Regions from separate parts of the Homo sapiens genome. Here region 2 is linked to region 1. The links are chromatin loops, found by intact Hi-C in ENCODE. Cell type or tissue: A673. All regions are shown on one strand. Links, peaks and the distances in the headings refer to the core of each region. The heading gives the core; the rest is flanking DNA.

Evidence for each region. Hi-C counts contacts between places; a loop is a spot of excess contacts. Peaks named below come from ENCODE experiments on the same cell type or tissue, not always from the same donor. Only the 100,000 strongest peaks of a DNase experiment are listed, where the experiment ranks them.
Region 2: a loop joins it to region 1, with 6 times the contacts of the local background. A loop is called at or near these places in 19 of 110 quality-filtered maps.

The regions. Positions count from the first base shown.
Region 1 is chr14:76,637,198-76,652,249 of GRCh38, reverse strand. No RefSeq gene overlaps it. Among named protein-coding and RNA genes, the nearest start is that of VASH1, 120 kb to the left of the region's middle. RefSeq lists an enhancer at 4,230-4,524. In A673, for the core only: a CTCF peak has its summit at 7,135 (motif pointing right); a DNase peak (open chromatin) is centred at 7,159.
Region 2 is chr14:76,506,830-76,521,881 of GRCh38, reverse strand. No RefSeq gene overlaps it. Among named protein-coding and RNA genes, the nearest start is that of ESRRB, 140 kb to the right of the region's middle. In A673, for the core only: a CTCF peak has its summit at 7,086 (motif pointing left); DNase peaks (open chromatin) are centred at 4,831, 6,411 and 7,061; H3K27ac peaks cover 2,050 bases.

The DNA.
Region 1 (15,052 bases), core at 5,305-9,304:
AAACTAACCAGGGCACAGAAGTAAGGGGGTCACAGTTCACTGTTCACTGTGTGTCTTAGATTCAGCTTCCTGAGGAGCAACTCAGAGACAGGGATTTGTAAGCAAATGGTTTAACTGGGAAATGGTCCCAGAGAGCACCATAGAGAGTGGTGAGCTTGAGAGAGAAGGAAAGGAAGCTGGTTACCACTGTAGGAAACTGGAGTTTAATCCTACTGGGGAACTCTGTAAACAGTGCAGAACATGAGTCTCAGCTCTGTCTCTCCAAAGAGTGAGGTAGCTGCGTGTTTATACACCAACTCCCACCAGCCACTGGTGGAGGGCCCCAGGCTGCCTTGAGTTTGTCTCGTGATGGGAGGTTCTGGTGTGCTTTCATGGCCAGAAAAACTTGTGGAAAGGGAGATACAGATGCTGGCTGGTGGAGGTCAGGCCAGCCTGCTCAGAAACAGTACATAGCCAAAGGGTATGGTTGGGGCACTGACAGCTTCTGCTAAATTGTGGGAACTGGTACCTTCCAGATGGTGAGTCATTCAATCCTCATTATAAGCTGATGAGGCAGGTGATGTCCACACTATAGAGATAGGGGAGCCAAGGGGCATACAGTTCTCATGTTTCTTGACTAGAGCATTGTTCTCTAGAGCATAGGATGTTTTTAGCATCCTGGACTTCTTCCGCTAAATGCCAGTGGCACCTTCCCATTCCTCAGTCATTGTGATAACTAATTAGCCATCCAAATTGAATAAAAAAATCCTCTCCCCTCCCAAATGCTGAGTGGAAAGGATCTTCTGTAAGGCAGGTGTTCCATTTAAATCACTTTACATTCTACCCTAGGGTCATGTTTATTGGTTAGATTGAGAATGAGCTAATCTGCAGCAACATAATTGTTGGAGCACCCTTTCCATGTTCTGTGGAATGGGAATTCTTAAACTGAACTCATGGGAGTGTCTGAGGACTGAGTAACAAACGTGTTTAGCACAGTGCCTGGGAGAAAGTAAGTGCTCAGACAACCTCAGCTGTTATTATTGGCTGAAGAGAGCTCTTTTTTTCAACAGCAATGCATTTCTTACCTGTTCCTCATTTCCTCCCCGCTCTCTCTTTTTCCCTGTGTTCCCTGCCCCCATGATACCCCTGTCCAAACTCCTTGAGACCTCTGGGCAGAAGAAGGAACTGATGCTTGCGTCTCTGTTTTCACAAAACAAAGCTGTAGTTATCAGGCCAGAATCATCTCTCAGCTGAGGCTGGAGCAGTCCAGAGAGGAAAAAAGGCCACATGTTGGGTAGAGATGCCATGCTGACAGCTGGGATTCAGCCCTGAGTGTTAGCGAGTGTTGTGTGGGTGCGTTCAGGGGAGCTGGAAGCTCAGTGTGCACAACATGTGCATGCCAGGCCATCCATCTGCACACTCATGAACAGCAATGTCTAAGTAGATGCAGCCTTCACAATCTTTTACCCAGACTTTTGTTTTCTTTGCTGCAAAGCCAGGTCTTTTATAAGCCTTTGGCCATGTTTGGCAATATTCATGTCATGCCTCTTCTAGAACCTGTTCAAGCCCATCACAACGTGTGCTGCCTCTCACTCCAATTTCCCTCTCCCCAAGCATCTTCACCCAGATGGGTTTAGGTTAAAATTGGTAACACTCCTGTGGTGTGTGGGGAAGGGGAAGACATGTGACCAGGGGAGGCCTGGGGCATAACGGCTACTTAAATTCTGCTAATGGAGTGATGGAAGTCCAGCAAGGATGGTGACTGCTTTCTTCCTCACCATAATCCCCATAAGTGTGCACTTTCTTGGGTACTGCATGGCGTGTAGTTGATGGAAGACTCAGCCCTGTAACTTTTGCCTGGGTCAGGCCTGAGTGCATGGGTGGAGGGGAGGGGTCAAGTTTATGAGTTGATTATGAACTGATTATAAGTAGAGCAGCCTCAGCCTGTTTTAGTGCTAGTGGCAACTCCAGGGTCATTCTCAACACTACACCAACGTCCATATCCTCAGGATAGATGAAAGGAGGTGCAAGACCACTATTAGCAGAATTGCTTTTGTGTGTAGGATGGTGGGAGCTAAGAGTGAGTGCATTTGATCTTTTCAAAGTGACACTGTCAAGCTCCTTAGTAGAATCCATAGTCCCAGAAGATGAGGCTTTATTTTGTTGTGCATCTTAGCATGAGAGCAATAACTAGAGTAATAGTAGGATTGAACATGGACTCACCATGTGGCAGGTGCCAAGAACACAGTATTCTGTTCTTCACCACGTATCCACAATATGAATAGCGCTGGTACTCATGTTCCCATTTTACAGATAAGGAAACAAACTCAGGGAAATCAAGGATTTGGCTGATAAGGCCACAGAACTATTAAGAAACACAGCAGGGATTAGAATCATCTTTTGGAAATACAGTTAGATCATAAAAATAAGACCTAGTATTCCATAGTACGGTAGGGAAATTATAGTTAACACTAATTTATTGTATTTTCAAAATGGCTAGAATAATTGCAATGTCCCTAACAAAAAAGATGAATGTTTGAGGTAATAGCTCAATTACTCTGATTTGACCATTACATTGTGTACATGTGTCAAAATATCACATGTACTTCCAAAATTTGCACAACTATTATGTAACAGTTTAAAAAGTTATAAAAGAATGATCTTTTAGACACCTAAGGCTCAGCACTGTTGATATTTGGGGATAGATCATTTTCTGTTTTGGGGGGTGTCCTGGGCATTGTAGGATGTTTAACCACAACCATGTCCCCCATCTGCTAGATGCCAGGATTACTTTCCCTATACCCACCAATTGCGAAAACCAGAGATGTCTCTCTCCAGACATTGCCTGGGTTGAGAACCACTAACCTAGTCCTTTCCATCTCACACTTCTAAAAAGAGCACGGTTGGAGAGTGGCCTTCAGCCTCTACCTCTGGGTCACATGCAAGGCCCAGTCTACTGGTTTCCCTTTCAGCCTCTCCTGACTCCACTCTTCACTAGGCCTGTGTCAATTAATTCATTCATTCATTCACTCATTTATTCAATGACTACTTATTAAGCATCTGTGCTGCACCAGGAGATAGAAATAAACCATAGAAGCTCCTGCCCTCCTGGAGCCTATATTCCAGTGAATATATAAACAGTTCATAATCAACTCATACACTTGACCCCCTCCCCTCCAACCTGTGCACTCAAGCCTGACTCAGGCAAAAGTTACAGAAAGTACCTAATAGATATTAATGTAGCTATGCTAACTCATGTCATTCTCACAGCAACCATTGTTATTTGCTTTTTTTTTTTTTTGAGACAGAGTCTTTCTGTCACTCAGCCTGGAGTGCAATGGCATGATCTCCGCTCCCTGCAACCTCCGTCTCCTGGATTCAAGTGATTCTCCAGCCTTAGCCTGCTGAGTAGCTGGGGCTTTAGGTGTGTGCCTCCATAACTAGCTAATTTTTGTATTTTTAGTAGAGACGGGGTTTCACCATGTTGGCCAGGCTGGTCTCGAACTCCTGACCTCAAGTGATCTACCCACCTCAGCCTCCCAAAGTGCTGGGGTTACAGGCATGAGCCACCACACCCGGCCCTGTTATTTGCATTTTATAGGTGACCAGTCCAAGACACAGAGAGGTTAAACAACTTGCTGGAGGTCACACAGCTGGGAAGCAGTGAAGTTGAGAGTGAAACCCGCGCTGTTGGGCCCCACACCCATGCACCTGACCACTGTACTCTCCTGCCTTTCCAAACCTGGGTCTTCATTCCACAGCCCCTTCCAACTGCTTTGGATATTGTCCCACATCTGTCCCAGTGACATTTTAGACTCATAGGTAAATCTAAACTTGCCATCTTTTACCTCAAATAGCTGTCCACCTTATCTCTCCCCATGGAATCATCATTGTTCCTGTCAACCAGGCTCAAAATCTTGGTGCCATCTAGAAATCATAACCTCCATTCCCCGTAACATCTCCATTCCCAGGCCCTGCTGGTTTTTAATACGAATCTCTCGTCTTCATCCCAATGACCCAGTGAGGCAAGACTATTGTATCTTCTCTTTGTAGATGAAGAAATGGAGGATGAAAGAGGTCACGCGCCTTGCCCAAGATCACACAACTACTAAAGGTTAGAACTTAACCATGTCCTCTGATCACGAAATTTGAACAAGGAACTAATTATTTCGTGTAAAAAAATCTTGTCTCTGCACCTACCTCAAGAGCTCCTAGAAGCAAAGGCCATGACAGTGCTACATCTGCATCTCTTATGTAGAGTCTAGCATTTGTGTTGACTGGAAGAACCAGAGCTATGAAGGCCAAAGTTAGAAAGATGTAACCCAAGATGTAACCCAGACTCAGCGTCCTAAGAGTTGATGCTCTGGAAGTCCACTAGGTGGCAATGTTTCCTCCATGTAGGAGGCCATCCCAAAGCCAAAGTGCAGGGTGCTACTGAGAGGCTAGGTTGAAAGTGACCACAGCATTTGGATTTGAGGTGGTTTCCAATGAGACACACACACACCATGTTTAGAATCTTGCTGGGCATTCAAACACTGATGAAATCTTGGGGACTGTTATTAGGCAGTGGTAGAGCATAGACAAGATTTGTTTTCTAGTCTAATCCTTGACATTACCGAACAAGATGACCCTCAGGGAGTCTCAAGCTCTCTCAGCTTTTATTTTTATCATCTGCAAAGTAGGGATAAGAATATATGCTTGCTTTCGGCTAGGCACGGTGTCTCACGCCTGTAATCCCAGCAATTTGGGAGGCCAAGGCAGGTGGATCACTTGAGGTCAGGAGTTCGAGACCAGCCTGGCCAACATGGCGAAACCTCGTCTCTACTAAAAACACAAAAAAATTAGCTGGGCATGGTGGCGCACACCAGTAGTCCCAACTACTCAGGAGGCTGAGACAGGAGAATCGCTTGAATCTGGGAGGCAGAGGTTGCAATGAGCCAAGATCACACCACTGCACTCCAGCCTGGTGACAGAGTGAGACTCCATCTCAAACAAAAACCCCAAAAAACCCCCAAAACACAAAAATTAGCCGGGTGTGGTGGCAGGCACCTGTAGTCCCAGCTACTCAGAAGCAGGAGAATCGCTTGAACCTGGGAGGTGGAGGCAGTAGTGAACCGAGATCACGCCACTGCATTCCAGCCTGGGTGACAGAATGAGACTCCATCTCAAAAAAAAAAAAAAAAAAAAAAAAAAAAATCTGCTTGCTTTCACTCACAGACAGGGCCATTATGAGGCTTAAGTTGAATACATGTGAAACTAGAGATGGCTTTACAGATGTAGTTTATTATAATTATGGATGTTATGAAATTAACTTACCCATTAGTTCAATAATTTATTTTGTAGAAAAGCATTACCTAAAATCTTGCTATTCAAAGTGTGGTCCACAGACCAGCAGAACTGGCATCACCCCAGAACTGGTTAGAGCTATAGAATGAGTCTGCTGTGGACTGAAAGTTTGTGCCCCGCCTCCAGCCAGGATTTCTATGTTGAAGCCTGAATCCCCAATATGATGGTGTTTGAAGTTGGGGTCTTTGGGAGGTGATTAGGTCATGAGGGTGGGATCCTCAGAATGGGATTAGTTCCCTTATAAGAGGAGACATGAGAGAGATGATCTCTGTTCTCTGCCACATGAGGATACAGCAAGAGGGTGGCTGCCTATAAGCCAGGAAGCAGGCCCTCTCCAGATATGGAATCTGCTAGCACCTTGATCTTGGACTTCCCAGCTTCCAGAACCATTAGAAATAAGTGTTGTTTCAGCCACACAGTCTGTGGTATCTGTTATAGTAGCCCAAACTGACTAAGGCAGAACCTCATCCTAGACCTTCTGAATTGTAACACTGTGCATTTTAACAAGATCTCGAGGTAATTTGTATGCACAGTAAAGTCTGATATTAGTTAGAAAATGATTAGTTTTAGCGAATTAATAAAATAGCAAGAAAAACAAGCTCTGGAGTTGCTTGGGTGTTAATACTGATTTTGTTCAATTCAGTGACCCCCATAATATGAAAAGTGGCTGCTATGATGAGCCTGAATCTTGTTAAGCAAATTGTTTGCAAAGCTTAAAAAATGTGTCTGTATCCAAGTTAGGTTCTAGCGGGTGACTTGAAGTTGAAACAAAACATTCCCATATTTCAATCAGTCAGGATAGACTAGGTTATGCTGCAGTAACAACCAACCTGGCATTTCAGAGGCTTTAAAAGCCCCGGGTGTGTGTGCATCACAGGTGGGTAGGCGGATTCTACTCAGTCCCTCAGGGGTCCAGGCTAGTAGAGCAGCCACCACCCCAAATACTGCAGCGAAGAGAGCTCTGGGGTGGGGGGTCTTGCACTGGCAATTACAGTTCAGCTCGTATTTAACACACAGCACTTCTCCCACAAGCCATTGGTCAAAACTAGTCCCTTGACCCCATCTGCCCACAGCAGGGCAGGAAGCGCAATCGTATCCTGTGCTTAGAAGGTAAAGAGATAGAGCTATTCGGTGAACAGCACTAATAACTGCTACAAAGGTTATCACTGAGTTGGTTGGAACAGCAGCTCCCAGAACTGGGTGTACAGAAAAATTGACTAGGGCTAGCTTGTAAAATGTACAATTCCAGAGCCCCACCGTAGGGACTCTGAATCAGAATCAAGGAATCAAGTGCACCAGGTGGTTCTGATGCACTCTCTCCACAGACCAGGCTTTGGAAGCCCCTGGCTTTGAGTCCTCCTATCCCTTGATCCCATATTGAAGTTTCCTAGCACGCCATAACAAATGACCCCAAACCTAGTGCCTTCAAACAGCAGATATGTCTTCTCTCCCAGCCTCTTTTGGCTGCCGGGGCCTCGGCACTCCTTGGCTTGTAGCTGTGTAACTCCCTTTTCTGCCTATCTTCACGTGGACTTCTGCTCTGTATGTCTGTGGCTTTTCTTTTTCTGTGGATTATAAGGGGCAATTGTCATTGGATTTAGGGCCCACCTGGGTAATCCAGGATGCTCTCATTTTACGATCCTTAATTACATCTGCAAAGGCCCTTTTTCCAGATAAGGTCACATTGGGGGAACATACCTTTTGAGGGGTGTCATTCAATCCACGACAAGCACTCACAGTCACAATGAATCCAGTCTTTGCCCCTTCTGTCTGAACAGCAAGGAGCGGGCTTTGAGAGCCTCACACCACAAGGGGTCAGGCAAGCCTCATGTTTCTGCGGCTTGGGGCCCTCGGCGCCCCGCAGTCCTTTCCCTGTTGGGAAATGCTCCATGCTCCCCTGGTGGGGGTCAGTCTGGGTGAGCTGCCAGCTGGGATCCCGGACCCAACAGCCGATTTTCTCCTCATCTTCCCACAAGAAATAGAGAGATTGCTTGCTAAGAAAGCACCTCCATTTGAGCAGCATGCTCTGAAATCATTGCAGGAACTTAGATATTTCAGCAGCCTCCGACCCATCCAGGACCTGTGTGCTGATGGCCTCCCCTGCCTCAGCTGTGAGGGCTGTGTTCTTGAAAGCTCCCAAGGTTGGAGAATTCCAGGTGGATGGTCATAAGACATTAGGAGGAAAATAGGTGTGGGCATTCAGGTAATCAGACGAACGCTTATTTTCATGTTCTCTAAAAGATGATAGTAATGACCACACATTAAATAGAACACTTCAATGTCATTTGACACATCTTGAATAATAATAATGGCTCCTCAACAATTATTTTTCATTTAAGTAATTCCTGTGCTCTTCAGAAACATTTTAGCGCGTTCAATGAGAGTTTAGACACGGATCTTGCTTGGCTTTTGAGATTAGGCCAAGGAAGGGGGACAGTGTTTTGTGTGTGTGCTTTGGCATTCAGGACCAAAGTGCTTGACATTTTACAACAAGGAGTCCCCAAGTCACCGTCCCTAGGTCATCACCTGGCACACCTGCGGTTTCTCTGCACGGATGGTTGCCGAGAGGCACGTGGAAGTGCGTCGGAGGGGACTCGAGTTTTTCTTGAGCATATTCGCAACAGAAGGGTGGGCTTGCTAGGAGCTTGGACCATCAGACCCTGGCCTTCTGGTCACACTGGCCCCATTGCCACAAGCTGTCAGCCGTGTAGTCACGTCCTCAGAGAGCCCAGCCCAAACAGCCACAGCCTGCATCTCCTTTTCATTGCACTCACTGTGAGGTCCCTCCGTGGCTAGATGGTTGTTTCAGTGTTTCCTTGGTTTCACGTTTGGCATTTTCCCTCCTGGGATGTTCCCGGGGGAACAGTGCCTTTTATATGCAACCCTCTGAGGGTGAGGCCTTGCCCATCCTCCTCTCTGCAGCTTCCCTGGTGCTTTGTAATGTCTAGCACTGAGTAGGTCTTTGATAAATGTTCTTAGGAAAAATGAGTGTCCGCTTGGTTGTGCCTGGAGCTGACCTTCAGGGAGACCTGCTTCTGTTTGTGCAGAAACATTTCCCTCTGGGAAAAGGAAATCTTCTGTTTATTACTGTGAAAGTTTCTTTTTGACCTGGGGACTTTTCAGAGCCTTCAATATGCAGGATGTGAATTATAATGGCCACGAGGGGAATTTAGCGTGGGAATATCAACCTTCTGTCTTCCCGGCTTGGAGCTGTTTTCCCAGAGAAGACCCAAGGCAGGCCCAGGTTCCATCCCCCTGTCTGGTTGTACTGGCCAGCGAGGGCTCCCCACTGGCTGGGGGACCCTTGTCTCTGCCCTGCCAAAGAGAAGTGGCATGAATTCTGGCAGAGCCCTGAACTCTGTGTTGCAGTGGCCATCTCCAAGCTGTGTCACGGTGAGCAAGTCACCTGGGCTCTTTGGGCCTGGGTTTCCTCACTTATTTCATTTAATCAACACATGTTTATTGAGTGCCTGTTAGGTGCTTGGCACGCCACTAGGAACTGGGGCTAAAATAGTGAGCAACGAAGACAGTCCTTCCTTCATGGAGCTCTCAGTGTGGTCAGGAAGAAAGACGCTTCCAAACAGCCCATGTACCAGTCTAAAGATGCAACCATGACGAGCTCCATGGAGAAGTCACAAATGGCATCTGAGATCCTGGGATGGGAAGAGTTGACCTAATGAGGGTGGAGAGCCATGTCAGGGAAGGCTGCTGGAGCTGGAATCCGAAGGCAGGGAAGAGCCACCCATGCACAGGAAACTGCACGGGAACTTCATGGGCTCAGGCAGTTTGGTGGGCGTGACTGTGGCAAAAGGATGCCAGTGGGTCTGGGGCAGAGACAGTGAGGAGGTGGGGAGCAGCAGAAGCCAGAGAGGAGGGCAGGAGAAGGCAAAGGAGGACCTTGTGGGCCACATTAGGGGGATGAGGCTTTACCCTGAATCTGTGGAAAGCCATTGATGTGTCTGATGTCTGTGCATGCAGGGGTGGGTGGCACAAAGCTGACACATGACCAGATTTGCATTTTGAGAAAGCACCGTTCTGGGCAATGGATTGAAGATGAACCAGAGTAGGCAGCAGTAGGCCAGACAGGAGGCTAGTGCTATCATTCAGACGGGAGAAGGTGGTCATGCAGAATCAGTCCTCGAATCTTTATTGAGCATCTACTACATGCCAGGTTTAGTGAGAAGGGAGATAGACAGTAAGTATAATAAATAAGTAAATACATTGCAAAGTATTATGTGCAATGGAAAAAGAAAAAGAAATTGAAGAGGGTAAGCAAGATTGGGAATCGGGATGGCTTGATGGCAGAGATCCTTAGAAGATAAAAATGGCGGTGCTCTATGAAGAAGGATCAGGTTGGGGGGATTAAGTGAGAGACAGTTGTCAAGGCCAATTCCTAGGTTTTTGGTTTGTGCAATTGAGGAATGGTTTAAAAAGAGTTGCCCAGGCGTGGTGGCTCATGCCTATAATCCTAGCACTTTGGGAGGTCGAGGCGGGCAGATTGCCTGAGGTCAGAAGTTTGAGACCAGCCTGGCCAACATGGTGAAACCCTGTCTCTACTAAAAATGCAAAAAAATTTAGCCAGGCATGGTGGCGGGCATCTGTAATCCCAGCTACTCGGGAGGCTGAGGCATGAGAATCACTTGAACCTGGGAGGCAGAGGTTGCAGTGAGTCGAGATCAGCCACTGCACTCCATCCAGCCTGGACAACAAGAATGAAAGTCTGTCCCAAAAAAAAAAAAAAAAAAAGAAAAGAAAAGAAAAGAAAGAAAAAGCATATTAGACCAAACATTACTCTTCTTTCTGATTCTGTAGTCCCATGGGCTCTGAGACAGTGACCCCATCACCTCACCTCAGCTGTTGCAGATGGGTCTGTAATCTTATCTCCACAACCCCAGAGGACTTCCTGCTTTGGAAGCCCCTGTCCTGGATTTGCCACATAAGGATGCGGGCGCTGTTGCTGTCTGCGTGTGGCAGGTCCACTCTGTGGTCCACTGGAGTTCCTGTTGTATCTCCATCAAACTCTCTCCCTGGGGTTGGTCACATTTGCCCCAGGAGAGTGCTTACTGATTAGGGCTCAATTAACATTCAGTATTGGTGCTACTCATTGCTGCCAGCATCCTCCGTGTAGCCCAGCCCTTACCACATCCTCCAGCCTACTCGGTGTCATCTGTCTCCTGAAGCAATTCTACCTTGACCCTCCTGGCTGGTGACCAAAGAATAAGGTGCTGCGGGGTAGGTTTCTTGAGTTGGGCTGGGAGGAGGGAGCAGGAGCTTTAGTAGCTGAACTCTAAGATCTGCCTATTTCCAGGGTCCTGGGCCACCTGGCAGGACTTCCCACAGCTGGCGATTTCCAGTAGAATCCCAGTGACAAGAGAGAGATGGGGTTGGCTGACCCCGAGACTTGAGTCTGAGTAGTCCCTGCTGTGCCCTCACTATAGAAAGGCTGAGGCTTCCTGTCAGGCTCCACCTTGGCACATGCCTGGCGTGGACAAAGAGATATGACAGAATAAAACCATAATTAACATGTATTAAATGCTTCCTATGTGCTGAAGAGCTTTCCATGGATTACTTCATTTAAACCTCAGAGCAACTCTGTGAGGTAAGTGCTATTAACATCATCTTTCTCATTTTAGAGGTGATGTAATCAGGCTTGTATAAGCTGCCCAAGGTCACAGAGCTAGCAAAGTACAGAGCTAGATTCACACCCAGGCCAGCTCTGCTCTGAACCACTGTGCTCCAGCAACTGATGGCTCAGCCTGGAGGTTACCCGACAGGGGATCCCAGTGTTTGGACTCAGTCCTGACTTTGCATTGCTTTATGCAGCAATTTGGAGCAAGTCCATCTGTTCATTCATTGATTCACCAAATATTGATTTAAGGCCTTCTATGCAAGGGCTGGGGGCAGTGAAATGATGTCATCTTGGAAGAGCTCCCAGTCTGGCTACTGAGACAGACACACAAGCACATCATCAGGGTTGTAGAGGGACAGGTGCTTTATGGAGCAGGAGAGGAGAAGGTGACAATGCTTGTCTGGTATGGGAGTGGGAGGTCTGGGAAGAGGACACGACTTTTGCAGAGGAGAAAGGCGTTTTCCAAGGCTTTCCAGGCAGACAGAACAGGGAGCGCAGAGCACTGGCCCTCGCTGGCCAGTACCCATGATGTTTCAGGGACTTCAGGCTGGCTCTGCGATTACAGCAGAATTTCCCAAAGTGTGGACCTTGGGCCACCTACATTAGAACGATTTGGGGTGTGGGAACATTGCAGGCTTCACCCCAGACCCACTGAATCAGAATCTCTAGCTGCTGGGGCCCAGAAATCTGCATTTCCTCAGTCCCTTCAGGGGATGCTAATGTGTAGGGAAGTCTGGGGTACGCAAGGAGAAGCAGGACAGCAGCCACTTCTGGGTTCATAACAGGGTTGGCAAGCTTTTGCTGGACAGGACCAGACAGTAAAGATTTTAGGCTTTGTGTACAAAGAGGAGAGTTGAAGATACATGCTAAACATAACCACTTACAAAAACAGGTGGTGGAGGGGGCTGGACTTGGCCCATTTTAGTTTGACCTTAACCTGCCCGCTCATGGTTTAGAAAGTTAACCATGTTAACTGGTGTGGGTGCAAGTGAAGACAGGGACATGAATGTCACACCTAGGGAAGCAACGGAAAGGTCTCAAGGGCCATAAAGCCCTAAGAGGGGCAGAGAAGGCTGAGAAATATGTCAGTGGAAGGAAGGACAGCGCTGGTCAAGAGCTTGGCAGGAAGGGGGCGGGCAGAGGAAGGAGGTAGCAACTTGTGCCTTGAGCACTTGAGTGGATGGGGATATTACTAGCTTACTATAGTAGCCTATGTAATAATTTATAAATGAGCTGTGTAATAACCCATATATAAACATAGTCAAGTGCTGAGCAGAGGCCCCATGGATTGAGAACTGGAAGGAAGCCATTGTATTTGGCCCTGTGAGGTAATTAATGACCTTTGTGGGAATAGTTTTTGGAAAGAAGTGAGAGCCAGATGTTGGTGGGTTCAAGAGGAACAGGCAGAGAAGAAATGGAACAGGTCAACCCAATGGGTCTCCCAAGTTCTGGCCTGGTGAGTCCGGCTCCGGTTTCCTTTGGCAGATAGTCACACGAGCCAACAGAAACCACACGATGTGGTCAGTGCTCTATTAAAGGCAGCTGCAAAGAAGTCCAATGAGGTAAATTACAGAACTGTGGATACTATTGTAAAATGCCACTGCCTTTAATCCTGAGCTTCCCAGCAACCATGGTAAAGAGGAAAACATGTTCCTATTGTCCAATATGTTATTCCTAAACTTCCATCATTCTTGAACAACTGTAACATTTTTGCCTTTCCTGTGGTTCTAGCAAAATTGTTACTTACTTGACATTTTAAAAAATCAATACAATTATTCAATTTAATTTAAAAATCTTAAAAACTTGATATTTTTGTAAACGGAAAACCACCATCACTAACCACAAATAGAGGATAATGACACAGATAAGTACATATCATTAAAATTAAGAATTCTTGTCTGTTAATATCACTAAAATAACTAAAATTAGTCTATAGGCTACTTACAATATGCCAGTTACATAGTGGGATAATAAAATAATGCATATAAGGTCAATTGAAGACCATCTTATTTGCTGGCATAAAATTCAAGGAAACATTTATTGCAAAAGACACAGAAATTCCAATCAAATGGATGTTTCTTATGAACCCCTGTAAAAGTTAAGGACATAAGATTTAATCTTAACACACTGAATACTTTTCTGTGGGCAGCTAAGAGAACAGCAGACAAGTATGTTTCTTCTGATGATCTAACCCAGGAGTCTGCAAACTTTTTCTGTTAAAGGGCCAGATATTAAGTAATTTATCCTTTGCAGGCCATATGGTCTTAGTTGCAACAACTCTATTCTGACTATATCGGGAAAGCAGCCATAGGCAATACATAAACAAATGGGTAGGGCTTTCTTTTTGTCTGAGATGGAGTCTCACTCTTGTCATCCAGGCTGGAGTGCAGTGGTGTGATCTCGACTCACTGCAACCTCTGTCTCCCGGGTTCAAATGATTCTCCTGCCTCAGCCTCCCGAGTAGCTAGGATTACAGCTGCCCACCACCACACCTGGCTAATTTTTGTATTTTTAGTAGAGACGGGGTTTCACCATGTTGGCCAGGTTGGTCTCAAACTCCTGACCTCAGATGATCCGCCCATCTCTGCCTCCCAAAGTGCTGAGATTACAGGCGTGAGCCACCGCGCCTGGCCTGTGTTTCAATAAAACTTAATTTATGGACGATGACATTGGAATTTCATATAATTTTCACAGTACAAAATATTATTCTCTTTTGATATTTTCAACCATTTAATAATGTAAAAACCAGCTTTAGCTCGTGGACTTTGCACAAACAGGTAGCGGGCTGCCTTTGGCCCCTGGGCCAGATGTTACTGAATCCTCAGTCAGGACTCGGAGAAGCTAGTGGAATGGAGAATGAATGTGTTCTTAACACTGTTCTCCTCTCTCCATCCCCAGTGCTGAAGGGCTTATACAGACTGGTGGCAAGGCCATATAAGCGATTGGCAGCAGAGTTAGGACTAGAACTCAGAATTTTCTTTTTTGGATTCTGTGCTCTTCCTTGTCTAGATGCTGTCTCCCAGGTAGAGGAAGCCTTTACTCTGTGCCTGGCTGATGTAGATAGAACCTCACTTAATCTCTTTGTAAATAGAACCTCACTTAATCTCCTGGCATCCTTTGTGTGGCATATGATCCCATTTTGCAAATGAGGAAACAGAGGTTTAAAGAGGTTAGGAATCAAAAACTTGCTAAGTCATGGAGCCAGAATTTATACCCAGATCTGTCTGATTGCAGAGACTTACTGTCTGCATTATAATTGTGTAGTCCCTTCCTGTTTCTTTGGGCACTTGGTCACATTGGAACAATGACTGCTAAGGAATTGCCTTGGCCAGGCGTGGTGCCTCATGCCTGTAATCTCAGCACTTTGAGAGGCTGAGGCAGGAAGACTGCTTGAGCCCAGGAGTTTAAGACCAGCCTAGGCAACATAGCGAGACCCCTGTCTCTCTCCATACACGCACACATAAAATTAGCTGGGCGTGGTGGCATGTACCTGTGGTGCCAACTATTCAGGAGGCTGAGGTGGGAGGATCACTGGAGCCCGGAGTGAACCACTGCACTCCAGTCTGGGTGACAGAACAAGACCCTGTCTCAAAAAAAAAAAAAAAAAAAAAGAATTGCCTTGACTTTGATGATGACTCTTTTGCCAGTCTTCTTCCTCTCACCCAGCTGAGCTCATCCCCCACAAGACTGCTTTTTATAAGTGAATGGCTTGTGGGAGAAGAAAGCATAGCTCCTACTTTTCAGAAGCAGATGGGCTCTGTGAAAGATGAGGAGAGGGCAGGGAACACACAAGGGAAGAAAGGCACTGCTTTTCCCCTGGATTCCATTTTTTTTTTTTGAAACGGAGCCTCGCTCTGTTGCCCAGGCTGGAGTGCAGTGGTGCAGTCTTGGCTCACTGCAACCTCTGCCTCCCAGGTTCAAGCAATTCTCTGCCTCAGCCTCCTGAGTAGCTGGGATTGCAGGCACCCGCCACCACACCTGGCTAATTTTTGTATTTTTAGTGGTGACGGGGTTTGACCATCTTGGCCAGGCTGGTCTTGAACTCCTGACCTCGTGATCCACTTGCCTTGGCCTCCCAAAGTGCTGGGATTACAGGCA
Region 2 (15,052 bases), core at 4,773-8,772, 130 kb after region 1:
AAAAAAAAAAAAAAAAAATTCTAAATGCTAAAAAGTATTCAGGTAACTCAGACAAAGTCAGGAAAGATAAATCAGAGAAACAAAGCACAGAGAGAACAAGCAGAAAACAAAAACTGAACCCCTATCATATCAATAATTACATTAAATATAGGTGGCCTACAGCACCACTTAAAAGACAGAGATTAGATAAGTGGATAAGAAAACATGACCCAACTATATGCTAGCTACAAGAAACTCACCTTAAATATAGTGATTTAAATAGGTTGAAAGTAAAAGGATGAAAAAGGTATGCCTTACAAATACTAATCTGAAGAAAGTAGAAGTGTGTCTGTATCAATATCAGATAAAGCAGGTTTCAGAGCAAAGAAAATTACCAGAGACAGAGAGGTATATTACATAATGATAAAAGAGTCAATTCTCCAAGAAGATATGGCAATTCTAAAAGTGTATGCATCAAATAACAGAGTTGCAAACTATGTAAAGCAAAAACTGATAAAACTGAAAAGAGAAATAGGGAAATTCATAATTATAGTTAAAAACTTTAATACCCAGGCTGGGCGTGGTGGCTTACACTTATAACCCCAGCACTTTGGGAGGCCAAGGTAGGAAGATTGCTTGAGGCCAGGAGTTTGAGACCAGCCTGGGCAACATAACAAGACCCAATCTCTACAATAAAATAAACAAAACAAACAAACTAAAACCTTCAATATCCCTCTCTCAATTGAACAACTAAACAGAAAACCAGCAAGGGTATGGAAGAACCCCACCATAAATCAACATACTCATATCAACCTTTATAGAACACATCACCTCACAAAGCAGAATACATATTATTTTCTTTTTTAAATTTTTTGTATTGTTTTTATTTTTATATTTTTAGAGATGGAGTCTCACTCTGTAGCCCAGGCTGGGGGTGCAGTGACATGACCATAGCTTGCTGTAACCTCTAACTCTTGGGCTCAAGTGATCCTTCCACCTCAGCCTCCTGAGTAGCTAGGACCACAGGTGTGTACCACCACTCCCAGCTAATTTTAAAAACTGTTTTTGTAGAGCTGGCATCTTACTACATTGCCCAATATGGTCTTGAACTCCTGGACTCAAGCAATCCTCCCACCTTGCACTGTGATTACAGACATGAGCCACCGCACCTGGCCACGTTATTTTCAAATGTCCAATGAACATATGTCAAGATAGATCATATCCTGAGACACAAATTAAATCTCAACAAATTTAAAAGAGTTTCAGAGTATGTTATCTGACTAAAATATAATCAAACTGGAAATCAATAAAAGAAAGATAATGGCAAAATTTCCAACTACTTGGAAACAAAGAAATATAATTCCAAATAATCCATGGATCAAAGAGGAAAGACTCCAGGCAGAAAATTGATCTGAATGAAAGTGAAACTACAGCATATTAAATTTTGTGGTATGTAGCTAAAGTCATGCTGAGAAGGAAACATAGAACATTAAATGCTTAGATTAGAAAAGAGGAAAAGTTTTCAATAATAATCTAAGTTTTCACCTTAAGATCCTAGAAAAATAAGATAAAAATAATCCCAAAGCAAGCAGAAAGAAGGAAATAATACAGATAAGAACAGAAATCAGTGAAATTAAAAACAGAAAAAAAATTAAATCAGTGAAAAAAGGAGCTGCCTCTTTGAAAATAATGAATAATATCAACAAACTGGGTGGGCATGGTGGCTCATGGCTGTAATCCCCCCCAGCACCTTAGGAGGTAGAGGCAGGAGGATCCCTTGAGGCCAGGAGTTTGAGATCAACCTGGGCAGCATAACGAGACCCTGTCTCTATTAAAAAAAACAAAAGCCTCTTTTGCCTCAAAAGAAGGAACAAGAAAACAAAAATAAGAAAGAAAAAAAAGAAAACAACTGACAATAAAAAATTATTGTACCAAGACTGACAGAAAAAAATCAGAAAAAAAATACAAATTACCAATATCAGGAGTGAAACAGGGTATGATACCATAACAGATGCTGCAGACCTCAAGAGAATGAGAATACTATGTACAACTCTACATACATAAATTTGACCCCTTAGATGAAATGAATCCATTCCTCAAAAAACACCAGCTACCACAATTAACCCAATATAAAATAATATGAATAGCCCTATAACTTTTGAGGAAATTGAATTTACAACTTAAAAACTCTCGAAATAGAAAACTCATGAAAGAAGGAAATAGAACCTTAATTTCCTCATCTGTAAAATAGGAATGATAGTTATAATATCATTTACCCTGCGGGGTTGCTCCTAAGATTAAATGAGCAAATGTCCAGGAGAGCACAATGTGTAAACCACATAAAAATTACTCTCCTCCTCTCTGATCTGTCCCCATCCCCACTGGCAACATTTGATGCCATGTTCTGGAACTGGCATGGAGAATCCAGTGACAAAATTGCCAGAGTGGTGTGGCCGTCATGGTCATCACCCAGCCAAGGTCTTCCCAGCCCCAGGGAAGGGAATAAAGTCAAGCACAACACCTTGAAGAAGCAAACGTAGCTTTTGTGTGGGAGGAAAGAAAAAATACAAGAGGAAAAGAGAAATGGAAATCACCATTATTCTTAATAATTACATGGAGCATTAGAATAATATGATTATTCAGTGGCATTCCAATTAGGCTTAATGAAGAATAATGGGAGTGAGAAAAGACCTGGAACATACAGTTTTATGTGGTATGCATCCCCCACCAGGCAGAGAAACACAAGGACCCCGGGGCTCAGAGACTGGAACAAGATGCACCCTGGGCTGGCTGGCGTTCACTCATAACTCCTGGCATCCACCTGTGACTCCTGGCGTGTGTTTGATGGGATTGGTTATCTAGGAAGCCATGCAGACACCCCTTGGCAAGGTTGTGGTGGGGATTAGCAGAGAGTACATTTTGTGAACTGTGAGTGGTATGGACCGTTGCTGTGGAAGGGAGGCTGGCAGGTGGCCCAGGTGTGGCATTGTGTGAGGTGTGACTCCCTCCCCACATGGGGTATATATACCTACCTACCTATATAAGGTATCTTGGAACACACAAATTAGGAATAAAGCAAGGGGTAAGAGGGGTCGGATTTAGTTGGTAAAGGCCTTGCAAGTTTTAGAAGTCCCAAATAACTGGTTCTATAGAAGACAGAGAGGAAAAAATACCTAGTCCCCCACCCTCCCCCCGGGTCCCACCACACTTTGCTGTCTGAGGGAGGGCTGGTTTGCCTTCATGGTGGTGAACTTACTATGAATTTCGTGGTTCTTGAAAGCATTTCTCTAGTGACTATTGACTGGACAGTGTTCCTGGTTACTGGTGTGATGGCCTCCCTCCCAACTCCCTCCCTCCCTCCCCCTTCCTTCCTTCCTTCCTTCATCCCTCCTTTCATCCCTCCCTCCCTCCCTCACTCGCTTCCTTCTTCCCTCGCTCCCTCCCTCCCTGCCTTATTTCTTCTGGGTGGGAGGAGAACTTGTCAGGTTGGGGTCAGCATGGGCAGTGAACTGAACCAGAATGAGGGAAAAGAAATAGAATATAATTTAGACTAAGCACTTGGAACCCTATGGACTGGGTGGGTGTGTCAGTTGAGACAGCCTAGGTTGTACTAGTTAAGAATCAGAGGCTTATTATAACAGGGTTTATTTCTCATTTATCCTAAATGTCATTCACTGGCAAGCTGGAGGCTCTACTAAGTGTTGTTGTCACTCTAAGACCCCATTTGACTGAGCTTCCACCATCTGGATTCTCGCACGTTGTGAAAGCAGAGGGACAGAGCGGGACAGAGAGCTCTGGTAATTAATTAAATGCTTCAGCCTCGAAGTGACACTTGCTACATCCACTCATAACTCAGTGACCAGAACGACCACATTGTCCCACCCAACCACAGGGTGTCCAGGGCAGGCAGTCCTACCACATGCCCACCAGGTGAGAAGTTAGAAATATTTTGAACAGCACTAATGAGGTTAAGAGTTTCCACAGGAGGCCCCCAAGCCCATTTGTCATGAGCTTTCCCAAGCCTGTAGCCATCGGCTACTCAATTGTCAAACACTTGCTAGGGGCCTATAGTTAGTTTGTCACTGGGTTGGGTACTGGAGAACAAAGATCAACAAGCTATAGCCCCTGGCCCTAAAGAGCTTAAGGATTCATGTAGCAGGTAGACGAGTAAACAAACAATTGGGATCCATCATTGTAAGTGCCATGACTAAGCAAAAGCAGGTGCTATGGGAACAACTGAGAAGTCTGGTCCAGCTTCTTGGAGGTGGTGATGCTTGAATGGATCCTGGGGATTGAGGAGGAGTGAGGCAGAAGAAGAAAGGGATGGGCATTCCAAGCAGAGAGAATGACATGTGCAAAGGCATGGAGGCAAGATACTTTCAGAAAAGAATAAAACATGGCTGGCATGCAGGATGGGGAATGCAATTGCTAAGAGAGGATGCTGGAGAGGTAGGAAGAGGCTAGGTCACAAAAGGCCTTACCTGTCATTCTAAAGACTGTGTTTGCAGTGGGAAGCCATCAGGGGCTTGAGCCACATTTTGGAAGCCACCCATTGGCTGTTGCATGAAAAAAAAATCACTTAGATGGGGCAAGACTGGAGATGGGGAGAACAGTTAGTAGATTGTGGCAGACAGTAATTCAGGTGAGAGATATCTGTGGTCTGACCCAGGCAGGGCAATGGCGAGGAATGCCAGTAGACAGAGGGGGTGGTATTAAGCTACCTATCAAGTAGACAGATTGATCCGTTGGACAGGATGAGCATGTTGTGAAAGACAGGCCTGAACTTGTGTCATGCTTTGTTTCTGTGCAAGTCAGCTCCATGTTGACTGCTTTAATTATTTTCTAGAACAAGGCAGGGCATAAAGCTATCATTCAAGCTGTCAGTACTTCCTATTTGCTGGCTCTGCATTAGACACAGAGGATTCAACACAAACAAAACCCAGCCCGTGCCTGGAGGAGCTCATAGTCTCAAGACATGTTCCTCACCTCAGTATACTGAAGAAGGACCAAGTGGCTGGGGGGAGGGTGGGGAGGACCTCTAGGTTTCTCTTACACAAGTGCTACTCAACTTCACTTATTCCAGCCTCACAGTCATGAAGTTCACCAATTCCGTGTCTCACCTGTATTGTTATTTATGTAATATCTTTCTTTAAACGAACTCACTTTTTTTTTTTTTTATTGAGACGGAGTCTCACTCTGTCACCCAGGCTGGAGTGCATGGCACGATCTCTAAACGAACTCACTTTTTAACCTTATGTGCCTACTTTAATCTCTTCCTAAGCAAAATAACTGATATCATATATTTGAATATGTTAGGGAATTTTTTTTTTTTTTTGAGTTGGAATCTTGCTCTGTCACCCCGGCTGAAGTACAGTGGCGCGATCACTGCAACCTCTGCCTCATGAGTTCAAGTAATTCTTCTGCCTCAACCTCCTGAGTAGCTGAGACTACAGGTGTGTGCCACCACGCCCAGCTAATTTTTGTATTTTTGGTAGAGACGGGGTTTCACCATATTGGCCAGGTTGGTCTCCTGACCTCGTGATCCACCCGCCTCAGCCTCCCAAAGTGCTGGGATTATGGGCATGAGCCACTGCGCCCAGCCCCTCCCTTCATCATTTTTATACCCAAATCCTTTTAGCACAGGTAAAGCCCTGACCTCCTGTCTTGTTCAAGTTCTTTTATTACCAGCTCCCCAAGGGTACAGACATTCAACAACACACTCGTTAAGGGTCCCTTGTGGACAAGGGCTGCTATATAAGCCCATGGAGGGCACCCAATGGCTATATCCTTACTGACTTGTTAAATACTGTTGGACAAACAGCGTTGGATCACGGGCAGTTACGGAGGTTATGTGAACTGCGGACCTATCTGCCTGCTGCTCCCCACGCTGGGATGGGGAGCATCATTCAGGTTACAGGTGCCTCACATGTCTGGGCGTGGGCACAGAGGAATTCACTTGGTGTGAAATGCTGGGAATCGCTGACGTACATGGCATGTTCTCAGGGGACCTCAGGGTTCTCAGAATTCTCCAAGGGATCCCCACTCTCTGGACACGTGTCTTTTTCTCACAGAAAACAGGCAGTGAAGCTCCACCATACTAGTCCCTGTTTTTCTACTAAAAGCCTCCCAGCTGGGAGGTAGCTTGGCCGACAAGCCTCTCGCATTGTCTAGAGACACTTTCTGGATTCACGATGCTAACAGAAAGCTATCAAGGTCATTAATGACAAGCACCAGGCATTCATGCTGGAGGAAAGGGGATTTTATTAGAGAGATGAACAATTTGACCTTAGAAAGGGCAGGAACCTGGGTAGCTAGGTAGCCAGAACCACAGCAGGTCCTTTAAGGAGCTGCCATCATGTGACCCTCTTCCTGAGTCTGTTTGGCAGAGTTTGCGTCCTAGCCCCACCCCATGTGTGTGGGGAGCAGCATGATTGGCAGCCTCTTTGCCACCAAGTGGAAAGGGAAGAGAGAAGTGAGTGCTGTTATCCTAAGGAAGGAAAGGGATGCTGCCCTCAGGAAAACCACAGATGTACATGCTGAGTTGCATAAAGAATAAGAGTGGGCCGAGCACCGTGGCTCAGGCCTGTAATCCCAGCATTTTGGGAGGCGGAGGCAGGCGGATCACTTGAGCTCAGGAATTCGAGACCTGCCTGGCCAACATGGCGAAACCCCGTCTCTACTAAAAATACAAAAATTAGCTGGGCCTGGTGGCTCATGCCTGTAAGCTCAGCTACTCGGGAGGCTGAGGCAGGAGGATCGTTTGAACCTGGGAGGTGGAGGTTGCAGTGAGACGACAGAGTGAGACTCACTCTCAAAAAAAAAAGAAATAACAGAGTGAAAAAATTAGAAGGTAACTTGAAGTCTATTTGGTCAACCCATTAAGTTAGGGATTAGGACATTCCTAACATTAAGTTAGGGATTAGGACCCAGAGAGGTTAAGTGACTGACTTGGCTCCTTGCCTCTTCAGTGGCAAAGCAGAGCCCCAAATTCAGGCGGGTTCCCTGACTCTCAGAGCAGGGCTTCTTCTTCATGCTCTATCTGCATTCAAAGCCAGAAATTATGCAACAGCTAAGTCTCTGTGATCTTCTCAGCACCCCCTGCCGGTGTGTTTCAGTTTGCTTCCTCTTAGAGCAGCATTAATATTTGAGTGCTCTATGAAAGAGGGTGGGACAAAACCTGCTAAATGTACATGGAAGCCAGCCCTGTCTGGTTGACCCGGGACACAGAAGGGACCCAGGGAGTCACACAAGACCACTGTTGGCCCAGAGAGGGGACGTTGAGAAGGACAGCTGGCTCATGTTGACTCCCCTCCCTCTAGCCAACCCCAGGGTACCATCTACCCACAGTTTCAGGAGACACCCCAAGGAAGATGAATTGTGCTGTTCACTGAGAGCAGAAGGGGACTAAGAACCCAAGCCTTTTCCAAAAGTAAGGCACTGTCTGGGGCCCATGACTTGCAATGTGCTGGCTTCATTGCTCTGACAACATGAAGGATGTTTGGTTTTGTTCCCAGCGCTGTTATCATTTATCTTCCTCTTGTAAGAGCTGGCACCCTCCGCCTGTTCCCTCTTCCTTCTCACTCTCTCCCAACTCCCACATTCAATCCAATCTCCCTATTTTCCTGATCCCCCTGCCACTGAGAGGAGCCCTCTTGTGTGTACCCCAGAGGAAACTCTCCCCTATTGGTTCCCAGAAGCCCAAGGGATACCCCTGTTGAACTCAACTCTTAAACATTTGCTGAGCAGTTCATCTGGGCAAAGTACTGTGCTTGAGGCTTTGGGTGGTAAAACAAACAAAAAAAAACATCAATAAGACAAGTTCTTGCCTTCAAGGAACCTGTCTTCCAGCAAAGAAACAACTATAGTGTCCTAGGCAGAGGGCATAAAACACAAAACAGAGTCACGCCCAGAGAGAACCGCACGTCAGGAAAGGCTGGGAAAGGGAGCGTAGAGGGCCTTTGAAAGAGCAGGGCAGCTGGGTGGAGGATGGAGGAAGACAGAGGCCTGGATGAGGAGTGAGTGGGGAAGAAGACAACAGAAACAACAAATATCTTGGGGAAAAAAAAACATGGCTGAGGACAGAAAGAGAGGAAGTCACAGCTGGAAGAGGAGCTACTGTATTTGAGCTGGTTTGAAGGTGAGAGGGAAGGAGCCAGTGGAATGGCAAGGCTGGAGCTACAAGAGAGAGGAAGTCACAGTGGAGCAAAGCTGGGGCCGGGATGGGTGAGGCAGGGTCGAGACAGAGGGAGGGCTGCCCCTGATGGACAGGGTTTGCCCAGAGCTCCGTACTGAGGCAGCCAAGACTGTGTCAATAGAGGTTTTGTAGCAATCATAGGCTGAGATAGAGTTGGCAGAGCAAGAATTTTATTGGAGTTGGGAGTCGGGGGTAGGGGGTTAACCAGTGAATGGTAAAAGGGAAGAAGCAGAATTGACCTGGGAAAGACTGGGCCACAGCCTGACACTCTCCCTGTCCAATCTGCTTTTGCAGGCGTTACTTCCTGTGTTCGCTTCCCAGGGCTTTGTAACAAATTACCACACCCTGAGTGGTTTCAAATCATAGAATAGAAACCTATTCTCTCACAGTTCAGGAGGCCAGAAGTTCAAAATCAAAATGTTGACAAGATTGGTTCCTTCTGGAGGTTCGGAAGCAGAATTGATTCCATGCTTCTTGCCTAGCTTCTTGAAATGGCTGGTGATCCTTGGCTTGGAGCTGTATCACTCCAGTCTCTGCCTCCATCTTCACATCTCCTTCTCTGTGTGTCTCTCCGTGTCTTCTCTTCTTACAAGGACACTAGTCCTGGGATTTAGAAATGTACCCTCGCCTGCAGCTGTGCCTTTGAAGGCAGCTCCATGTGGATGATTTAAATCTAGGATGACTTCATCTTGAGATCTTTAATCAATTATACCTGCAAAGACTCTATTTCCAAATAAAGTTACATTAGAAATTCTGGGTGGATGTGAATTTTGGGGGACATTATTCAACCCACTACACCCTCCCCCAATAAACGTCTTCCTAACTCCATCTCAGCATCTGCCTACCGGAGGGCCCAAACTGAACCCCTGGCAGACTGAGAACTGTAGGAATAAAAGCAGGTTTTTCCGCTGCTGGTATGGCCAAGAAATGGAAAGAGACAGGAGGTTTACTGATCTATTCATTTGATCAGCATGCATTTATTCCATATGGAAGATTCCAGAGTTGTGGTCTTGGTGGTAAAGTCTTAGGTGGCACTGAGGGTGTGAGGGCTGATGCAATAAACTGGAGTGGGCTATTGAGGGATTGGGGGAGCAGAAGAAGGGCTGAGGTGGGTCAGCAGCATGGCCCCCTCCAGAGGACACTCGGGACTTACCTGGTGGCCTGCACTCTTCTTGGCAGGTCTTGAGGAACCATGACTGGCCACCTCTGGGCTCTGTCTATTTCCCTCCTTGACCGTCGAGGAGAAGTAGACATTGTGTTGAGAGCAATCACCATCACCGTGATCAACAAACATACCAAAAGTATAAAACTTGGAAAGATGGGATAACAGATCAAAATAAAGGAAACTGGTAAACAAAGTCTCATCTTTGTACGTCCTCAGGAAATTGGGAACCTACCATGTACTGGAATAACTGCGGGGAACACGGCGAACTATGTGGCCACTATCCCTGGAAAGGCAAGACCTACACCTGAAACACAAGAGAATGCTGATGAGAAAACCCTTCCTTACCCCACTGGCATTTGGCTCCTTATATATTTTGATGCATGAAGTTATCCGTATTGTAAATGGATGGAGCCCTTAAAATTTGTGTCTGCAACTGAGAATTGCTTGAAAATTATCTTCTTCCTATTGGTTGGGTTATTAATTCATTACTGGGGAGAGGTAGCAATTTCCATGTAAGTTGCGACTGGTGGCTTAATATGGTCTTCAGAGACGTACCCTCACCTGCAGCTGTGCCTTTGAAGGCAGCTCCATGCCGATGCTTAGCACACTGAAGACGTCCCCACAGCTACTTCTGTGGAGACGGCTGCACAGAGCTTAGGAGAAGGTTCTGCGGGCTACCTGAAAATCAGGACCGCACTCACCTGTACTCTGGGTTGGCAGAAGACCTAATCGTGGATCGGTACTCAAGTGCAAAAAGCACTGTTCTGCCTAATTAATTCCTCTGCATTGACATTTTGTAGCATTCATGGAACTTTCTGGCATGTCCTGGTTCTGTAGAATGACAACTCTCTTGAAGTCCGGGTGATTTCTGTTCTTTGAGTGTGAAGTGAATTTGCAATTGAGGCAAAATAAAATATATAGGTGGTAAGGTTTTCAATCTTCTTCTATGCCCTCCAACCCACATTCTCTGCTAAAGAGGAGATTTTACTGACAGGATTAGCTTCTAGTCCTTCATGACATTTTCCAGTCAAGTCCTAGAAAATTATAGGTGTGTTTGGCAGGGATGGGTGGGTGTGGGTGGGGTGGTTGTGAGCATGTTGTATTGGCCCACCCTAAGCGCCCCTCACCACCAAAGATGTAGCCTCTGGAAGAGATTACTACCTGACTTGCCAAGTTATTCAATTCTGTCTCAGGCTCATGAATCCAACCTAAAGTTGATACACAGGAAGCAACCAGAGGACAGTTTGAGAGCTCAGAATCAGAGAACCTGCGAGTAGCTGAGAGTCTGTTTCCATTCCCAAAGAGTTGTGGGTAGAAGGGTACAGCTTGCCTCATATGGCCCAGAAAGCAGGACCAGGATGGAGGATGGAGTAAGATGGGAAGATATGAAAGGCAGAGAAGTGGACCCAATCCATTTTTTGATGATTAGACATATACAAAAAAATGGGAATGGATTGATCAGGGTGTATTGTTGGCCAGATTTAGCAAAAAACAAAACAAAACAAAAAAACAGGACACTCAGTTAAATTTGAATTTCAGATAAACAATAAATCATCCCATACTATATTTGGGACATATTTATACTAAAACATTATTCATTGTTTATCTGAAATTCAAATTTAACTGGGCATCTTGTATTTTATCTGGACACCCTCCCAGGACAATGAGTTTTTGTCACTGAAGGTGTCCAAGCCGAGTCTGGGACACAGGTGGAAGGCTGTTGCATGGGGATGAGTTGAGATCTCAAATAGCAGCTTGGGTTGAAGAGCCCCACTCCCAGTCAGGCAATCGATTTCACCTTTTTCCCAGTTGCAGAGTGTTCAGGTAAGGGGCATCCTCCTGCTCAGGGGAAGGGCTGTTAATTCACTGTCCATTTGAGTGTGAAGTGAATTTGCAACTGAGGCAACTAGGTCTATCAGCAACTTGTTTAGAGCTCTGTCCTCAGTCACCTACAGCAGCAGCTGGCATCCTGCATCCAAGAGCTGCTAGCCTGGGGATGATGCAGGTGTGGACCCCCCCAGGGCTGGACTCCCTCCCGCTTCAGCCCTTATCAAGCCTCTCTTGGGTGGTGAGCTGTTGCCTGCCCCTAGGCCGCTGGCTCCCTTGGCCTGTCATCACCCACACACACTCCATTAGGGGACTGGAGTGACTTACAGGGGCTCCTCTCCCCCAGGATCAGCATTTGCATAGGGTGATGGATGCTGAGATGTCATCAAAACACATTCGCACTTTGCATTTTAAACAAAGCAATTTCCAGAGGAAGCTGGGGGAGCTTTGTCTCCTTCCAGGAACAGTTCCTCTGAATCACATTGTCTTTCCTTTTGGCCAGCAGTTTCCACATCTGCCCTGAGGCCCTCCCCTCTGTTGGCCTCCTGTCCCTGCTTCCCCCCACCTAGTGACCTCAATGTGAAGCAGAGGGTAGCCTGAGACATAGAATAAAGGAAGTCACAGGTCCCTGGCCAAGACCAGGCAAGGACCACCCAGGCTTTCCTCTGTACCTGACACTGGTGTCTCCTTCCCATTCCCCATCCTGCAGGACACCCGTGACTAGGATAGGAGAGCAATCTTAGCCAGGACAAGCCCCCTATAAGGCATGGTTTGTGAGACACAGAACATCTGCTCCAAACATTCCTGCCCTGCAAACGTCTCCATGTCCCACGGTGCAAGCCAGGCGTTGCCTCCTAAGATCCTTCTGCGTTCTGTCTGGGAATATGGGATTCCTTCTGCCTAAGCTCTGACTTCTCATTCCGTACAGTTAAGACTTTTTCCTCTTAGTAAGTCTGAGCCTTCACTCCAGGGACCTCTAGGATGATGATAAAAATGTCACCATAATATAAGTGCCTAAGGTTCGGCTGAATTTTTTTCTCCAAAGACACGTGGAAAGGAATAAGGTAGGAGGATTTTTGTTCCCTGTAATGTAGTCTGAAGGCAGCAGCATCATCTCAGCTCAGTTACTTCTGCAGGGCATGTCTTTGGGTAAAGTCACTTAACCAGCAAACTGGCAGAGCAGTGCCTCCTCTGGTGGCTCCACTGTCACAGAGCACGGGAGCTGCTCGGCGCAGAAGTCTCCAAATGCATGCTTGCGTCTCCTCTCTCCCTTCCTGCCCTGATGGAGATGTTAGTAAGCTGACCTGGGCTGGGGACAAGCTGTGCCTGGCAGGGATGAGGGGCAGACATCTGTAGCTGGGGGAGGCTCCCGTGAGGCCATGGGTATCTTACAGTAAAAGGAGGGTTGGTGGGGAGCAAATACTTGTTAAGTGCCTACTATGCACCCAGTCTTTTAGACAACAATTGCATAGTCTGAAATATGACATGGTGGTTAGGAGAAGAGACATTAATTGAACTCATACAGATCTGGATTCAAATCTGACCTCTGTAACCTCAAGCAAGTAGAATAACCTTTCTGAGCGTTGGTCTCCCATAAAATGAAGGCAGTGGCATTTACAGTGGACACTCATTGTGAGGAATGAAGGGCCTAATATGTGTGAAGTGTCTGGGATATGGGAGCATCCACTAATGCTGCCCATTAGCATCCTCCCTTGGCGTGATCAGCTGCATTGCACAGATTGGGAGCGGAGGTGGCTGGCCCGTGGCCATGCAGCCAGTGAGTGGCAGGGCAGACTTCTGGGCCTCAGCTAGTCTGAATCTGAAACCCATGTTTCATCCCATAGCCAGTCCATGGACAACAAAACGCTTGACCCACTGTCTCCAGGTAGGGGAGACAGATCTGACCCTGTCACTCCCCTGCTTGAAACTCCGCAGGATTTCCCACTGCTCTTGCCATGTTGAGCAGTGTCCTCAATGATCTGGCCCTTGCAATTTCCAGCCTTCTCTTTTCTCCCTCATCCTCTGCCCCCGCTCAACCAATCAGGTGGTCTTCTTCCAGTTTGTTGGGCAGGCATGGAGCAGAGCAGCCTCTCTCTCTCTCTTTCTCCCCTGGACAGCATTTCTCTTCTTTCTTCCTGAAACACTGTTCCCTCCCTCACCTGGTTAACTCCACTCCTTCAGGACTTGGCCTCAACCTGCTGCCCCAGGGCTGATGTCCTTGGACAACTGTTCTTCACCATCCCTACCACTAAAGGCCAGGTTGGTGCCTGCCTCCATTAAAGTCTCTCTTATATTGCTAAAAGTCTCCTGTAATAAAATACACTCGTGAACCACTAGTTCAATGTTTACCTTCCCTGCTGGACTCTGAGCTCCCACCATACCCCGCAAATCTAGCCCTGTGCCAGATGATGAATGAATGAGAAATAGATAATGAGTCAAATGTCAAGGAAACACTGGAAGCCATTCTTCTAGAAGGGCCCCTGTGTTCCACCTAGAGGTCCAGGAAGCACAGTGTGGGGGCATCAACTCCTGTTATCAAGCTCTTCCCCCCAATGCCACCTGGGGCAAACATCCCATGCTCTGCATGGACAGTTTCTGTTCAGACTCAGCCTTCAGGTCCAAGGAGAGACTGCTCTGGTAGAATTAACTGGAAAAATTTAGGAGCATTGGAGGGGAGAGGGCACACCTTAGGTTGGAAAGGCCTTGCCTTGCTGGGTGCTTGCTGAAACAAGACTTAAAACAACTGCTTGGCCAGGCGTGGTGGCTCACGCCTGTAATCCCAGCACTTTGGGAGGCCGAGGCAGGCGGATCACGAGGTCTGGAGATCGAGACCATCCTGGCTAATACGGTGAAACGCTGTCTCTACTAAAAATACAAAAAAATTAGCCAGGCATGGTGGCGGGCGCCTGTAGTCCCGGCTACTCGGGAGGCTGAGGCAGGACAATGGCGTGAACCCCAGAGGCAGAGCTTGCAGTGAGCCAAGATCGCGCCACTGTACTCCAGCCTGGGTGACAGAGCGAGACTCGGTCTCAAAAAAATAAAAAATAAAAATAAATGAATAAATAAAACAACTGCTACAACCTTTGAGCCTGGAGGTGGGTCCCAGAGGGGCACATCCTGGTTCAGTAGAAGGACAATGCACACAGCAAAGCCTTGGGGCAGGCAAGGGCAGCTCTCTCAGGTTCACAGTTTCTGTTCTTGGAGTGTGAAGTGAATTTGCAACTGAGGTAAGATAAACGACATAGGTGGTGAGGTTTCCAGTCTTCCTCCATCACTCCCGCCCCATATCCTCTGCTGAAGAAGAGATTTTGCTCACTGGATCAGCCTCTAGCCCTTTAACCTGTGCAGGAAAATGGGAAAATGTTTAAGTGGCTACGCAGTCTGGATCAGGGATGGATCAGTGAGGGAGGGATGAGAAGAGGGGAGTAAAGACTTGTGGCACTTTCAGTTGTTTTGGGGTTTGCTGGGTTGTTGTTTCTTTGCAAGTGACTGGCTGGGCATTAAACATGGCATTGGGGTTTCACCTGGGACATGTATTAAATAGGGATCTTAAGAATGAGGTTGATAGGTTGTCCTGCCCTCTTGGTGCAGTGGGCAGTCCATCAGTGTGATAATCTGAAGAAAGGGGTTGATAGCTGGGTGCGGTGACTCACGCCTGTAATCCCAGCACTTTGGGAGGCTGAGGCGGGTGGATTGCTTGAGGTCAGGAGTTCGAGACCAGCCTGGCCAACATAGTGAAACCCATCTCTACTAAAAATACAAAAATTAACTGGACATGGTGGCAGGCGCCTGTAATCCCAGCTACTTGGGAGGCTGAGGCAGGAGAATTGCTTGAACCTAGGAAGCGGGGGTTGCAGTGAGCCAAGATTGTGCCACTGCACTCCAGC